Linked DNA regions of Homo sapiens: region 2 is linked to region 1. A link is an interaction called in ENCODE POLR2A ChIA-PET data of the cell type or tissue named here. Cell type or tissue: PC-3. All regions are shown on one strand. Each heading gives the region's core, and the rest is flanking DNA. Links, peaks and the distances in the headings are about the cores only. Region 1 overlaps SEMA3C (semaphorin 3C). Region 2 has its middle 10 kb from the start of SEMA3C.

Evidence for each region. ChIA-PET counts read pairs that join two places held together with the same protein. Peaks named below come from ENCODE experiments on the same cell type or tissue, not always from the same donor. Only the 100,000 strongest peaks of a DNase experiment are listed, where the experiment ranks them.
Region 2: POLR2A ChIA-PET joins it to region 1 with 5 read pairs; 3 of 35 experiments call an interaction of 5 or more read pairs at or near these places.

What each region holds. Positions count from the first base shown.
Region 1 is chr7:80,823,451-80,826,389 of GRCh38, reverse strand. The region is part of intron 4 of SEMA3C (semaphorin 3C); the gene reads left to right. Among named protein-coding and RNA genes, the nearest start is that of SEMA3C, 94 kb to the left of the region's middle. In PC-3, for the core only: no CTCF peak of the experiment used is centred there; no DNase peak of the experiment used is centred there; H3K27ac peaks cover 62 bases.
Region 2 is chr7:80,928,051-80,930,989 of GRCh38, reverse strand. No RefSeq gene overlaps it. Among named protein-coding and RNA genes, the nearest start is that of SEMA3C, 10 kb to the right of the region's middle. In PC-3, for the core only: no CTCF peak of the experiment used is centred there; a DNase peak (open chromatin) is centred at 1,169; H3K27ac peaks cover 876 bases.

The DNA.
Region 1 (2,939 bases), core at 440-2,939:
TACACATACATTCAGGTCTCAGGTCATAACAAGTAATAGACCACCTTAGTGTTAAAAAATGTTGTCTAAGCATTTATTTTGTGGTAGGGTCAAGAGATGCTGATTTCAGGAGTGAAGACTGCCCTGAGTCTTGGAAGTAGAGATGGATCAGACAAGACCGAACATGGGAAAAATACTAATCCTGTGGAAAGTGGAAATATGGGATTGAGGAAATGAAACATTTATTTTCATTGACTCCTAACAGCCCCAGGTGTAAAGTTGCAAAAGTTTTTGGCTCAAGGCAGGGCCATGGAAGACTCTGGAGGGTAGGATCTCTGGCCTTGCTAGAGGGTTCTTGGAGTGATTTATCCAATAAAAAAATTTAAAAGTGGGCAGGAGAAATTTGCAGGGGCATATTTGCTATCCAAGGGATCTGTTAGACCACAATCTTGGGGGAAAAAATCCAGAAAAATGTAGAAGAAACACTTAAACAAATACATTACAATGACATTCCAGGAAACCAATGGTAGAATGAAGTATAATGTTGCAGAGAATGATGTTTTGTTCCTTATTATTTTAATAATTGTGGATGAATTAAACTGTTTTCTTTTATTCTCTAATGAGATTTTTTTCCCATTGATGTGTGTCTGATCATGCCTTGCCTTTTGCCACAATAATATCCCGTGGCTATACTGAATTGCATTGTCCTTTGTTCAAAAGGATTTGCATTTCTCATTCATATGAACTGCCATAGGCAGAATGTGCAGAATTTAGGTACCTTTGTACATTCTATTTCCAAAAATTGCTGCCGAGTTTCTGAAGAATCTTAGACAAGTCATTTGGTTTCTTACTTCCTTTGTCAAAGTAGAAACCCTCTGGGGTTTTTGTTTTGCTTTCTGACAATTAAACGTTATTAGATAAAAATCTTCAATACATGCTGACATTTTCCCATAGTTTTGTCATGCTGTAATTTGTGGATATTTTAAATTCTACTATATGGCCAGTTATACACAAGGGAAATATCTAATGGAGTGCTCTTTCCTATGTATTTTTAGGACTCGGCTGGACAGGTTTTGTTTGTCCATACAACATTGTTGAGTGCTGGGAAATACTAATCAAAAAATACATGTTTGGTCTGTGCAAGAAAAGAATGTCTGACAAATCCATCCCATTTCATACATGTGAAATACTTATAGAAGTGTCCTTTACTTAGGCTATGGGAAAAAAAAGTCCTGTAGCAGAAAAATAATGTGAAATAGATCTTTGAAAGTTGTACAGAACAACCTATCCTTCTTACATTTCTCAATGAAACGACATACTTAAGAACTTCTTAAAAGTTGGAATAAATACTATCTAATAACCTAATATTTTTAAAATACAGGAATTCTTTCAATTTGCACAAATTAGTTGTTGTGAAGAAACTGGAGGTGAATTAGATGGAGTCCTTACATTTAAGTCTTTACAATGTGCTAGATATGGTGAGACATATATACACTGATATTCAGAAAAAATACCCAACATTTAATGGAACACGCCAGGTCCTGTTCTAAGTGCTTTATTTTAATCCTCATAACAATACTGCAAGGTGGACATTATTGTCACCACCTGTATTTCTAAGATAAAATAACTGCATTACTAAGAAAGTGAGAAACTTAAGCTGTGCTGCTGTGAAGTGGGATGGTCTTTGTCTGATTAAGTCACATACAGCTCTGGATTCTGTACCCTTAGCCACTAAAACATGCTATCCCTCCAGAGAGAAAATGATAAATGCTAAGGGACACACACAAAGCACAGCTGGGTTATTTAAGAAAGGTTTGATAGATTTTGTAGTAATCATATTAGAACTTCTGTTAACCTTTTATTTCAATGATACTGAAATTCGAAAAAGTTGTACCCTCTCTCTCTTCCAGCCTTTGGTATGTGCTGCATGCAATTGATTCTCTTTTCCTTCAATTATCTTCCGGTGTTTTCAGCCTGGGAAATATCTACTCACCCCTTCAGGTCACAGTGCATACAAGCACGTGAACTCGTTCCAACTGATTGTCAGGGCTTGCGGGTAGGACACAGTAGATGATGAGTTTATTAATGCTTTTAGATTAATTATGTTTGTAGTGCATTTATTATATATATATTTTAGAAGTATATTTTCATTAAGCTAAAACTTTCTGCTTTTAGCTCTGTTAATCATCTAAGCAAAACATAAAGTGTTAGCAATTAAAATCCATACTGCTATAACAACTGAAAGCAAAAATAAAACAGAGTTAAGCATCCCTTAATCCTTCAGATTTTTTGGTTGTATCAAATTTTAATTGACGTTATAACAAGATAACAATTATAAGAAGAAAATTTAATGTGATTTAAAATTTGGTCTTAGGTAGTAATACAGCATAATTCTGTAATAAACTAACGTTTTTAAAGAAAATAAATTTTCATGGTCGGATTTTCTGCCTTGGCTAAAAAGAATATAACCTACTCCCCATTTCTCTCTCTGCCCCTATGTACTCACATTCCTACATGCTCCATTTATTTCTAAATGTTAATATTTTATTCATACTCTAAATAAATTGAGCTTAAACAATAGCACATGCTGTCAAACATATCCATGAAATAGGGCTTAATGGATGTACTATGTAAATACTATAGGAGACGGTTGAAAAATTAAGTAGGATTATATATATTTAGATATATATACATTACATGCACATGGTGTCAAACTTGATTTATTAATTGTAGAATATCAGTTTCCCTATTTCTGTGACCATACAACCCTAAGCTCCTAAAAAATATATTTTCTTTTTCAAAATACCTTGATTCATTTCCCTAGATCAAGGAGGTATAGACCAAGAAGAAGAAAGTATGAAGTATTTTTGTGTCATTGCAGATTATGGACCATAATGAGTCAATATTTTTAAAGGCCTATTCACCTGTGCTCCAGGATATATTTTTTAAACATCTATTTT
Region 2 (2,939 bases), core at 154-2,653, 100 kb before region 1:
CTTGAAGGAATTTTACTAACAAATATGAAATTGAGAAATTTAAGGTGATATTTAATCAGAAAATGTTGTTAAAAATTATTGAAGTAGGGAGTTAAAGAATCATTGACTCCTATTATACGTCAGATACTTCATGTTTCTTATTTGGCTTAAGCTACACAATTATGAAAGGAAAACATTATTGATAACATTTGACAAGTCGGGAGTCTGAAGCTCAGAAGAAAGAGAATTTTTCCATTCTGTGAGAACAGTGTTAATTTATAGTATTATGATCCAGGGGAAAGATGATATTATAATACAGGGACTGGGGGCAGAAAATTAACATTTATTAAATTCTTAGGGCTATCCTAACAAAGTACCACAATCTGAGTGACTTAAAACAACAGAAATGCATTCTCTCAAAGATCTGAGGTTACAGGTCCCAAAACAAGATGTTAGTAGGGCCATGCCCCTTGCAAACCCTCTGGAACAGTGATCCCCAATCTTTTTGGCCCCAGGGATGGTTTCGAGGACAACAATTTTTCCATGAAAGGGGAGTGTGGGGGGAGGGTGGTGGGGGATGGTTTCGAGATGAAACTGTTCTACCTCAGATCATCAGGCATTGGTTAGATTCTCATAAGGCGAGCACGACCTAGTTCCCTCGCAAGCTCAGTTCACAGTATGGTTCCCGCTCCTATGAAAATCTAATGCTGCCCCTGATCTGACAGGAGGCAAGCTCAGGCAGTTGAGCTTGGGACCTCAATCGGTCTGCAGTCAAGGGGCTGGGGACCCCTGCTTTGGAGGAAGATCCTTTGTTGTCTCTCTGAGCTTCTGGTAACCACAGGTATTCCTTGGTTTATGGCAGCCTGAGTCCAATCTCTGCATCTGTCTTCACATTGCCTTCTTCTTTTAAAAGTACCAGTCATATTGGATTAACAACCAACCTAATGACCCCATTTTAAATGAATGACATCTGCAAAGACCGTATTTCCAAATAAGGTCACATTCACAGGTACAAGGGGGTTAGGACTTCAACATATCTTTTGGGGGGACACAACTTATCCTATAATCCCTCCTAAGTGACGCTGACATCATTCAGAGCCTCTGAAACTATTGTTGAGACATGGCCATGGCCTGCCTGGAGGGAGAACATCCCAGAGGATGTGGCAGGGCTAGATGATGACGACCTGTGACTAATTCCCCAAGCCAGATTCCTTACACGTAGCTGTGTGACAGGAGTGAAGTGGGGTGGAGATGGTTAGTACAGCTTTCTGTCTTCCCTATGTTTCATGCAGCTGTGTTTCCTTAGTGTGATGGTTAAAACTGAGTGTCAACTTAATTGGATTGAAGGATACAAAATATTGATCCTGGGTGTGTCTGTGAGGGTGTTGTCAAAGGAGATTAATATTTGAGTCAGTGGGCTGGGAAAGGCAGACCCACCCTTAATCTGGGTGGGCACCATCTAATCAGCTGCCAGCACGGCTAGAATATAAGCAGGCCAAAAAATGTGAAAAGAGACTGGCCTAGCCTCCCAGCCTACATCTTTCTCCCTTGCTGGATGCTTCCTGCCCTTGAACATCAGACTCCAGGTTCTTCAATTTTGGAACTTGGAATGGCTCTCCTTGCGCCTCGGCCTGCAGATGAACTATTGTGAGACCTTATGATTCTGTGAGTTAATACTTAATAAACTCCCATATATATATATATATATATATATATATATATATATATATATATATATAAAATATACACATATATATATAATATGTGTATATATATACAATATGTGTATATATACCTTTATATATATCTCTTTTATATAAATATATTCCCTTTATATACATATCCCCTATATATATGTCCCTTTTATATATATCTCCCTTATATATATATATATCCCTTTTATATATACCCCCTTTATATATATATCCACTTTGTATATGTATTTTTATCATTTTTATGTATATATACAGTTATTTTAAAATGAAACTGAGTGGTGAAGAAATTTCTTTTGAAGTCTAAATATGGGGGAAATGTTAAGCTTTAAAAGAAGAAGACATTTGTTTTGTCCATCAAAATATACAGCAATCTTAGAAGATTAAAAAAAATGCAATATTCAAATCTTCAAATTGTTAACCAGTGCAGTATTTAGCCAGTAATTGTTTAAAGTGTTGCCAAAGGCTACTTTCTTCATTAAAAGAAATGAATTTGCAGGTACTCTTATAGTATTTTGCTTTTATAAAATAATTACCCACAATTTAAAAAAAAGACTGACAAGGAAGGAATTGCTAAAAGAATAAAGACAAGAGATGGCTATGGGATTAAAGAGCCTTACATGAAATTGGGAGACTAAAAGAGTTAAATATATATATTTTTTATAAATGTGTCATATGCCTAGACCACCTATACCCTGGTGTATGTGTGAGAGTGTGTGTGTGTGTATACACACATCATATAATGATAAACTACATAAAGGATAAAGAATATAAAGTATCATTATATGATGAGGTATATAAAGTATCCTTTAACATTATATGATAAATGTACTTAAGTATCATATGATAAAAGTCTGTATCCTTTAACATTACATGATAAATGTACTTATTTAATGTAATGTACTTATTTCATGTAATGTTAAAGGATACTTTATAGACTTTATCATATAATGATAAAGTACTTAAGTATATTTGTTTTTTTTTTTTTTTTGAGAAAGTATATTTATCTTATAATGTTAAAGGACATAAATCCTATGGAGAGGCAATATATTGTGACCAAAGAGCTTATGCATATTTAAGAGACAAATTAAATGGAAGTCAAATAATGAAATATTTCTCAATAAAATATTGAAGAAAGTCTGTTGTACTTTACAGAGCTTTCCAATGTGATCCATAATAAACAGAGAGACAGATGACAACATCAGTAAATGGATACACAAATCTGATCTATACTGTCAAAATCAAGGT